2 separate regions of the Homo sapiens genome follow, and region 1 is linked to region 2. Evidence: read pairs that join two places in POLR2A ChIA-PET (ENCODE). Cell type or tissue: GM12878. All regions are shown on one strand. Links, peaks and the distances in the headings refer to the core of each region. The heading gives the core; the rest is flanking DNA.

What was found. Peaks named below come from ENCODE experiments on the same cell type or tissue, not always from the same donor. Only the 100,000 strongest peaks of a DNase experiment are listed, where the experiment ranks them.
Region 1: POLR2A ChIA-PET joins it to region 2 with 9 read pairs; 3 of 35 experiments call an interaction of 5 or more read pairs at or near these places.

The regions. Positions count from the first base shown.
Region 1 is chr3:15,177,454-15,182,830 of GRCh38, reverse strand. It overlaps the pseudogene COL6A4P1. Among named protein-coding and RNA genes, the nearest start is that of CAPN7, 26 kb to the left of the region's middle. In GM12878, for the core only: no CTCF peak of the experiment used is centred there; a DNase peak (open chromatin) is centred at 2,440; H3K4me3 peaks cover 1,470 bases; H3K27ac peaks cover 968 bases.
Region 2 is chr3:15,354,045-15,359,421 of GRCh38, reverse strand. No RefSeq gene overlaps it. Among named protein-coding and RNA genes, the nearest start is that of SH3BP5, 24 kb to the right of the region's middle. In GM12878, for the core only: no CTCF peak of the experiment used is centred there; a DNase peak (open chromatin) is centred at 2,581; H3K27ac peaks cover 611 bases.

The DNA of each region.
Region 1 (5,377 bases), core at 74-5,073, 180 kb after region 2:
ATGTTGATGATCCATTAATTTATTTTGGATCATTTTTCACACCTTCAGACTCTCAAGCTCTTTACCCTCATACAGTTATTAATTCACTAGGGCAATCTATTCTTTAAGATTCATGCATTTTTTTTTTTACCCTTAGGTAAAAGTTTATTGAAGGATAGGATATCTAAAGTCTTAAAGTACCTTTCCTTTAGTTACTTATACACCTCCGGGAGGAGGCACTAGTGGGAAGTTATGTAGAAACTGAGGAACAGAGAAATCTAATTATAGCACATCTATTTCCTGGAAAAACACTGGACCAATTCCCTAGGGCATGTTTGTAATACAGTGGTCAATACAGTAGTTGTCTCAAATCAGAGCTAAGACCTCTAGACTCATCACATAAAACCTGAAAGTTGAAACAGCTTGCTCAAGTCTGCAGAGCAAATAGCCAAGCTCAAACCAGAATCAAGGCCTATGGGCTTCCTTTAAAGTCAAGACTTCTCCCAGTATTTTCTGTTGGTGTAAATAATAAAGTAAATAAAATAAATATGGTTATCTCAAATTTTTGAATCCCTCTTAAGGAGTAAGTTGAGCATGAACAGTCAAGATGTGTTTTTAGGGAGTGGGGGGTGGTTTTCACTTAACACTTTCTGGAAAGAGAAACGCAGCTGTTGGGTGTCTGCTATTCCTGGGTGTTGTGATGATCACTTCCACACAATATTCTATTTAAAGAACCCAAGACTAGGAAGTGATTTAGACATGCTAGAGATTCTTGCTTAAACTCTTTGGTTTGTTTAAGAATGTGCTTTAACTATTCACAATGGCAAAGACATGGAAGAATTCTTTTGAATTCTTTTGAATTACATATTGGGGCTCCAAGAAGGTTTATTTTATTTAACAAACACCTAAAGAGTGCCTTCTGTGTGCCAGGAATGGGTAAAGTGTTTTATAATAATGAACTCAATCCTGATAACACTATAAGGTAGGTGCTATTATTGCCCCTATTTTACAAATGGGGAAACCAAGGCAGAGAAAAGTGAAGCAATTTGCCTAAGATCCACTATTAGATAGTGGATCGAAGACTCAAGCCCAGGCAGTCTATCTCCAAGAGTCCTTGCTTTTTAACCACATACATTCTGCTGAAGGCAGCTGTGAGATTGGCTGGCCAAGAATATAAAGATGAGGTATTCCCTGTTCCACTTGGAACCTCTCATTCAATGGGATTATTATGTTCTTATTTTTAAACAAATGGACTTTCTTAGAGTAAAAAAAATAGAAATGGAATTGAGAGTAGACAATTTCCATGGACCCCTTTGGAAATGGATCTAAGCTTTGGGGAGGGAGGTCTGATGTTCTGCTTTTTTTTTTTTTTGAGAATGTATGAGGTATTTTCAGACTAGGCTTATTTGACCAGGCAGATGTGCTCCTGAGATACTTGAATATTTTAGCATACCACAACTGTTTATCAGGTTATTCCACTCTTGCATAAATATACAAACAAAATCATTCAGAAATGTTTATGACCCACCAAATGAATGCAGTGTGTGAAATGGAAGTTCTATGCCATGTCCTGTATGCTTTCTCCTTTTATAGCCACATCTGGACAACTTTAAATAGTGAAGTCTGAGGTGTACACTCTGGGTGTTTACAAAATTCTTCCCGAGTTGGATCAGCAAGACCATTTTCCTTGCACAATTGAAACAATGTGGGAACATTTCCCTCTTTATTTTGATAAAGCCTATGTTGATGTGGGGAAAGACATCCTTATGCTTTAAAAAAATCAACTTCATGAGGCATAATTTATAGTCAATGTGTTGGACACATTTTAAGTGCATGAAGGCACATTTTTTAATTACAAGGTTTCTTCTTTTCTCTAGGTCCACATCTAGAATGGAGACTTGGAAGATATTTTGGGGGATCATCCTCCTTGAAGCTGGTTTTGGCTTCAAGTCACAGAGGATTGGTAATACCTGGGTTTCTTTAAGCTGAAAACCATCTAGTGGTAGTGACCATCTTAAAAGGAAATATTACAGAAGCTTCAGAATTAATAAGAGGCAATCGATTCATTGAAGGAGAATTTAGTCAGAATCTGGAAGCTTATAGTGAATGGTGGGCACTTGTTTTTTCAGTACTTAACCCCAAATGACAAAAAAATAGATATTAAAAACTTCCATACTCTGAAATGTATTACTAGGTTCTCAAACGCTTTTGTAAACAGGAGTCTGTTCTGCATTCTGCCTTTTCTCTTCGGCAGAGCTGTTCTGAGGAGTAATTATCATCACAAGACGGATCGCTTCACTGAGTGCTAGTGACACATCTGCAATTTTTTGCAGTTATTTTAATAGATTGTTGGGACTTTCCAAGATGAAAGTCTCATCAGAAGAAGATTATTTGAGTAGCCTGAAGTGCCAGTGAGACAATATTGAGGTTTAAATATTCAAATATAATTACACAGGCTGTTATTTGTTGGGGGAAAAAAAAACCATGAAGCTCTCTCAGTTTTCCTTTTGGCTCTGACTCCCTTCACTTGTGAACAGAAGCTGTGACAGTCTTTTCATGTTTCAAACACCTTCTAAAACATTCAAAGAACTAGTGGAGGGGTTAAGAAAGTGACAGTCTACGAAAATGTAATACATCTCTCAAGTTGCATATGATAGAACTGAAACTTACTTGCCTTGAAAATATTCTACAGCTGTGTGGTTTCCTCTGATTTGAAAGATCAGGGAAACACTTCGTGGTTTGCATTTGATCACCCCTGAAAGAGATGTTAAGGCGACAAGCCAGTCAGCCATCCCTGGAACAGTCATTGAATTCTCCCAGTAAGACTGCACTTTGGAGGGTTGAAGGGAAATAAAGCTTAAAGGACCTGAAGTTCATTTATTGTCTGCCTTTTCCATGATCAGATTCCACTTGGCTTTATGACCAATGTTATGCAAACTTCTGAGAGGTGGGACCCAGGACTCCAGAAGTGACAAGTGGATTAAGTGTCCCTGGATTATACCAACCTCCCCAAGCCCTCTCTGTCTAGACTCTCACTTGGTCTTTGCCTTTCTGTAATATGGATTTCTAATTTAATCTTCATGGCAGTTCAGGGTATGGACTAGATATCAGGAGACCTGGGTCCTAATTCTGGCTCTTTGAATGGATTTACATGAGTTACTTTGCCTTTCCAGGTCTTATTTTCCTTCTCTTTGAGATAGCTGAATTGGACTCCTTATTTTATACTTGTACTGTCCAATACAGGGGCCACCAGCTGCATGTGACTCTCTGAATTAAAATAAATCAAAATTCAGTAAAATATGAAGTTCAGTTTCTGTTATACTAGCTACATTTCACGTGCTCAGTTGCCACATGTCTAGCAGCTACAGTCTCATATAATTATTTCTAGCACTAAAATTTTAATTCCATTATTTGTTTTCATTAATGTTCAAGATTTCCATCCTTATAAGTGCTGTCTCTTTCCTTTCTCTCTTTTCCTCTATTCTTTCCTTCCTCAATATTTTTGGGTATCTGCTCTATGCTAGATGCTCATGTGGTGAACAAACAAACAAAATACATGGTTATCTGTTCTCATGGATCTCACAGTCTAGTTGGGGAAATTGCCATTAACTAAATAAGCACAATCATGAATGTTACATTACAAACAAAGATAAAAGAACATGATCCTATGAGAATTTACCAAAATTTGCTCCAGTCCTGCAGCCACTTGGTGTCTGATGTCTTCCATGCTGGAGGCCAGGATGGGCCCAGATGGGGTACCAATGGGCCTGGCCACTGTTGAGATGGTGGTTTCCAGGCTTGTAGCTGGGGCTGGGGAGAAGTAGCTGCATAGTGCAGCTTGAGCTCAGGGAGCCAAAAGACAAATGTGAGCCACAAGTATAGGAATGCCAACGATCAAACTAAAAGGGGCTGGTGGTGGCCAGGGAGTACAGAAGTCAAAGCTGGAAAGCTGATGTCTTAGGTCAGGTTCCCTGGAAGCAGAGTTTGGGACAGGGATTTGAGTGCATTATTTTGAGAAAGTACTCTTTAGGAAAAAAATCTGTAAGGGAGTAACAGAAGTGGGTTAGAGTAGGGGATGAAGACAATAGGTAAAGTCAAGCCTTGGCCTGAGTCATGAGAGGTGGTGATGGAGTCTAAATAACACTGCAGGGTTGTTTCACTGAAGGCAAGTGGGCCAGGCATTTGTATCTCCATGTTGATTAGACATTGGCCACCCAGGGTGGTGGTAGTGGTGTAACATCCCAGGCGTCTCCAATTGAGGCCACTCCCTTCAGCCAAGGTTAGGACTCTGGAGAAAGTCACAGGTAGTACTTAAAGCAGCTGGGGGATAGGTGTGCCAACCAGTAAAGGCGATCTAGGTGGGTACCAACAGCATCCACTACTGGTAGAAAACTGGGTTCTTTTATTTAGGTCAAGGGATGAATGGAAAGCAGGGTGGGTGATCTAACTGAAGGGCCAAATGTCTATTAGAATGGAACAGAGAGTGGTAGGTGAGCAGGGGAAGATGGTAGCCATGGGAATACAAGGGAAGATGATGGTGTGTCTAGGCTGCATGCTGTGCAGGCAGATCTGTGGGGAGTAAAGGCTCTGAGTCTGGAGAGATGGGATTCCAGCCAGTAACTGTCATTTGTTATGTTTTATCTGAAAGTGACTCTCTTTCCTAGTCTGCAGGGAAGCCTCTCTGGGAGATGTTGTGTTTCTGGTGGACACCAACATCAACCCCCAACATGCACGCAGTGTGCGGAACTTCTTGTACATTCTGGTAAACAGCTTCAACGTCAGCAGTGAGACCATCCGTGTGGGTCTGGCCAAGTATAGCGATGTGCCCCATTCAGAGTTCTTGCTTTCCACCTACCACCGCAAAGGTGATGTGTTGAGACACATTCGGCAGTTTCAATTTAAGCCTGGGGGCAAGAAGATGGGCCTGGCCCTGAAGTTCATTCTAGACCACCACTTCCAGGAAGCATCAGGGAGCCGGGCAAGCCAAGAGGTACCTCAGATCGCCGTGGTGATCAGCAGTGGGCCAGTTGAGGACCATGTCCATGGACCTGCGAAGGCATTGAGGAAGGCAGGCATCCTGCTTTATGCTATTGGCGTCAGAGATGCAGTTTGGGCAGAGCTCAGGGAAATTGCCAGTAGTCCTCAGGAGAATTTTACCTCCTTTGTTCCTAACTTCTCTGGTCTGAGCAATCTCGCCCAGAAGCTGCGGCAGGAACTCTGTGATACGTTGGCAAAGGCAGCTCCACATGTTGACCACGTCTCTCCAGGTACAAAGGCTTTTTATTCTTAATTTCTGATCTGGAAGTCATGAAACTCAAAGCTTGGTCTCTTATTCATCCCTCTGCCCATCCTTCTTATTTTTCATATGTGTGCATGTTTTAATTTTAAAATTAAAATT
Region 2 (5,377 bases), core at 208-5,207:
AGCTGCTCGAGAGGCTGAGGCAGGAGAATCACTTGAACTTGGAGGTTGCAGTGAGCTGAGATCGCGCCACTGCACTCCAGCCTGGGTGAGAGAGTGAGACTCTCTCAAAAAAAAAAAGAAAGAAAGAAAAAGAAAAAAAGAAACAAAGGTATCTGTTGAATTCTGTTCTGTAAATGCACACTCAACGCTGATCCTTACCTTTTTTAAGAATTAATTTTTCACGGCTGGGCGTGGTGGCTCATGCTTGTAATTGCAGCGCTTTGGGCGGCAGGCGGATCACTTGAGCCCAGGAGTTTGAGACCAGCCTGGGCAACATGGCGAAACTTCGTCTCTGTAAAATTTTTAAAAAAAAAATTAGCTTGGTGTGGTGGGACATTCCTGTAGTCTCAGCTACTTGGGAGGCTGAGGCGGGAGGATACCTGAGCCTGGGAGGCCGAGGCTGCAGTGAGCCATGATTGTGTCACTGCACTCCAGTCTGGATGATAGAGTGATAGCGTGAGACTGTGTCTCAAAAAAAAAAAAAAAAAATTAGTTTTTCACATGATCCTGATAATTTTTTTTTAATGTACTCAGTGAGTTTCATTTTCAGGTCTTGGGAGTTAAATTGCTATGGTCGGCTCATAAAGCAGGTGTTGGAAATTAACATTGCAGAAAAGCATTTTGAGACTCAGAATTATGAAGAAAGGATTTTAACTAAGATGAAAGGTTATATCCTTTATCAGGAAACTGCATCCCATCCTTGCAAAAAGACAGCTGTGATAGTCTACAGTAGTTGACCTGATTATTATTTTTTGAGACGGAGTCTTACTCTGTTGGTCAGGCTGGAGTGCAGTAGCGTGATCTCAGCTCACTACAACCTCTGCCTCCCGGGTTCGAGCAATCCTCCCACCTCAGCCTCCCCAGCAGCTGAGATTGCAGTCACCCACCATCATGCCCAGCTGATTTTTGTATTTTTGTAGATATGGGGTTTCACCACGTTGGCCAGGCTTGAACTCCTGACCTCAGTTGATTTGCCCTCCTTGGCCTCCCAAAGTGCTGGGATTACAGGTGTGAGCCAGCATGCCCAGCCTGATCTGATTATTATAATTATTGAACTAAAGCTACTAGTATTAGATGGTAGAAATTACAATGTCACAGATAAAGACCTACAATTTGGGAAAATCTTGGGGTCTTTGATGGGCTTTTTTGATTTGGTTTGCTTGGGAGTGGGATAGAGGTTGTCCACTTTTGGATAATGCGACCATTTGAAGTACAGTCAGGATTCTTTTTTTAAAATTATTTTTATGTTGAGACAGGGTCTTACTCTGTCACCCAGGCTGAAGTATAGGTGTGTGTGTCATCATAGCTTTCTGAAACCTCCAACTCCTGGGCTCACATGATCCTCTTTCCTCGGCCTCCCAAGTAGCTGGGACTGCAGACACGCACCACCACACGTGGCTAATTTTTGTATTTTTTGTAAAGATGGGGTCTCTGTATGTTGCCCAAGCTAGTCTTGAACTCCTGGGCTCAAGTGATCGTCCCACCTCAGCCTCCCAAAATGTTGGAATTGCAGACGTGAGCCACCACACCCAGTCCCAGTCAGGATTCTTATTCTGCAGCTATATTGGTGGGTTCCAATCTGCTATCAATTCCAGGAGAGTCTGATATATGCTAAAAATTATTTACCATCCAATTTTGACAATTGTACTTGTAGCTGACCGCCCAGCTTTCTTGTGGAATTAAAATTACTCTGCAGGAGAACAGAGGATTTTTAAAGTGGCGAAACTATTCTGTATGACACTATAATGGTGGATATGTAACAGTCATTTGTCAAAACCCATAGAACATACAGCACCAGGAGTGACCTCTAAGGTACTATGGACTTCAGGTGATAGTGATGTGTCAGTGTAGGTGCATGGATTGTAACAAAGGCACCAGTGTGCTGCAGGATGTTGATGGAGTGGAGGCTGTCCATGTTTGGGGACAGGGGTACATCTCTATACCCTAAGCCTCTATACTTGGAATGCTCTATGCTTTCCACTCAAGTTTGCTGTGAACCTAAAACTGCTCCATAAAATAAAGTTTATTATAAAAATTGGTCTGTGGCTGTAGCATCTGGAAAAATATTACTTCCCCAGAAACACTATAACTACACCTCCTCTGTAGACCCACATATCTAAGTAAAATGGTAAAAAAACAGCCTTATAAAATCAGCAGGAGGCTGGGCGCGGTGGCTCACGCCTGTAATCCCAGCACTTTGGGAAGCCAAGGTGGGCAGATCACCTGAGGTTGGGAGTTCGAGACCAGCCTGACTGACATGGAGAAACCTTGTCTCTACTAAAAATACAAAATTAGCTGGGCATGGTGGTACATGCCTGTAATCCCAGCTACTTGGGAGGCTGAGGCAGGAGAATCACTTGAACCTGAGAGGCAGAGTTTGCAGTGAGCTGAGATCGCGCCATTGCACTCCAGCCTGGGCAACAAGAGCAAAACTCCGTCTCAAAAAAAAAAAAAACAAAAGTCAGCAGGAAGGAAGGCAAGTGATTGATTTCTCAGTTATTGTTGGTTGTTTTTGTTCTTGGAAATCCCCTTTGGTAACGGTGAGTCTTTGTTTTATTGTTCCTTTCCCTGGGTTACAATTATGCCCTTGGAAAGCAGGTGTTCTTACTGGGCGCAAATGCTTGTTTTCCCTATCTCCCTATCTCCTCCTCTTCATCCCCTTGTTTTCCTTCTCTCATGCAAATAGATCCACAGTTGGGGGAAGTGTTGTTATTAGGTCTACTGGGATTATTAGGGGCATTGTTCCATGGCAGGACCCTCGCACAAATGTCAGGAAGGGGGAGAAGGCCTTCCCTTGGCCTTCACCCTTGGTCCCTGAAATGATTCCAGACCACCTCCCACTCCATAAGCCTGTCTTGCCTGTTTTTTTCTCTTACTCTGTAACCTCAGTTCAGGTTTCCCAGGTCTCTATGATCTGTTTTCAACATTTGTCTCAGTCTCAACCCACAGCCTTTTCCCATTACACATTCCACCTCCAGCCTCCAGCGCTAGGACCGGGAAGAAGAAATACCTCCACACCACAATCAGCCAGGCTGCTCCTCTCCAGCCCAGGCCCTGGCCTAGATTAACAGTCAGCCTGAAGGCTTAACTTTGTTACCAATAGTCAGAACTGAATTCCCACTTCTTCCACATGAAGGACAGCTCTTCTTAATAGTGACAGGTTCCCTTTTCCAGGAGCAACTTTATTTCTGAATGTTAAAAAAAAACCCCAAACACTTCCTTTTTAATTCAGAAACAAAGACTCCAGTGAGTCTCCCATGGTTGAAAAAGAAAAAAAAAAAGAGGAAAAAAGTAAAAAAAAGAAAAAAAATTTTTTAAAACTCACCTCCTAACATGTGCATTGATGCATATCTTAGCTTAGGTTATCCCAAAGACGAAATCTCAGAAAGACCTGGGTCTTGGGTATAGATAGCTTTTTGAAAGGGGACCCTAGGAAGTAGGAGTTAAGGAGTAGGGAGAGTAAGAGGAGGAGTAGGGAGAGTAAGAGGAGAAATAGGCCAGGCAAGGATGTAGGATTCCACTGGTTCCTGTTGCGGGCAGCCAGGGCTCACTGTTGCTGGAGACCTGTGGAGAATACACCTCAGAATTGTGCCTCTGAAGGGCCAGAGGCTGGGGCCTTCCCCCACTGGTTTCTTATTCCTCCAATGATTGGGAGTGTTGACATGCCCGGGCACTTAGGGCTGCTCTGTGTATGGACTAAGTGAACTACTGAAGCTTCCAATAAAACCTGAGTTGGAAAAGTTGAGGGACTCCACAGCTGCCTGAGGTGGGCGCTGCCAGCGTGCATGGAGAATGTCCACTCTGGCTGCAGCTGAAACCCTAGTCAGGCTGAGGGGAAGTGGTCTACACTCCAAACAGCATCTGCTGCTATTCATGAATAGGAATTTAAAGCTATCTTCTTTACCCAACTCAAAAAAACCTCAAACATTTAAAAATGGAAACAGCCCCTTGACCTGATAGAGCTTCTGCTGCTGTTTCTTCACATCAAGAAGATGGGATGCTCAAAGCCAGCTTGTGCATCATCAGGGCCAATGGAAAGACCCTTTCCACTGGAGTTCCTCCTCTTCCAGCTCTTGCATTTCTATGTACAGTGAATTTCACCAGCTAAAGTCAGACCAAAAAGATGGTCATTCCTAGCCCTGTTGTCACTCTTCGTCAGAGTCTTTAAGGAAGTTGAGGTGGGCAAGGCTTGGAGACAGAATTTTTTCCTCTTGTCTAAGCTGAGGTTTTGAAAACATTCAAAGCCAAGCTGCAAACTGGTCCAAATTGGGACTGTAGTTATTTCTACAGTAGAGCAGTTCCCAATGTCTTCAAAGATAGAGAAGAGGAGAGTAGAAGTTCTTCCTAATCAGAAATAACTCATTGGGAAGGACTTATAGGGCAACCAAAGCAAGTCTGGATGACTGCTGCGAGGTTTGGGACTGGGTAGAGGAGAGGTTGGGGTTGCTTAGCCAGAAGGCCTTGTGATCCCATTTATGGGAGACACTTTACTATGCCGACAGATGACCTTCTGAAGCCTGTGACTCTCAGCTGGGCGTGGTGATTCGCACCTGGTCATCCTAGTACTTTGAAAGGCCAAGGCAGAAGGATTGCTTGAAGCCAGGGATTTGAGATCAGCCTGGGTAACATAGTGAAACTCTGTCTCTACAAAAAATTTTTTAAATGGCTGGACACGGTGGTATGTGCCTGTAATGCCAACTACTTAAGAGGCTGAGGTGGAAGGATTGCTTAATCCGTAAGTTCAAAGCTGCAGTGAGCTATGATCACACCACTGCGGTCCAGCCTGGGCGACAGAGCAAGATCCTTTCTTAACAATAAATAAATAACAAAATAACTAAAGTCTGTGACCTTCAAGGGTACTTGCTTAAAATTATACTGCCTACTGTAGGATTCCCCAGACAGCAAGATCATTTTTTCTTTTTTTTGAAATAGGATTTTGTTCTGTAACCCAGGCTAGAGTGCAGCGGCGTGATCATAGCTCACTTCAGCCTCGATCTCCTAGGCTCAAGTGATCCTCCCACCTCAGCCTCCCAAGTAGCTGGGACTGCAGGTATGTGCCACCATGCCTGGCTTTTTTTTTTTTTTTTTTTTTGAGACGGAGTCTTGCTCTGTCACCCAGGCTGGAAGTGCAGTGGCATGATCTCTGCTCACTGCAAGCTCCGCCTCCTGGGTTCATGCCAGTCTCCTGCCTCAGCCTCCCGCGTAGCTAGGACTACAGTCGCCCACCACCACACCTGGCTAATTTTTTGTATTTTTAGTAGAGACGGGGTTTCACCGTGTTAGTCAGGATGGTCTCGATCTCCTGACCTCGTGATCTGCCCACCTCAGCCTCCCAAAG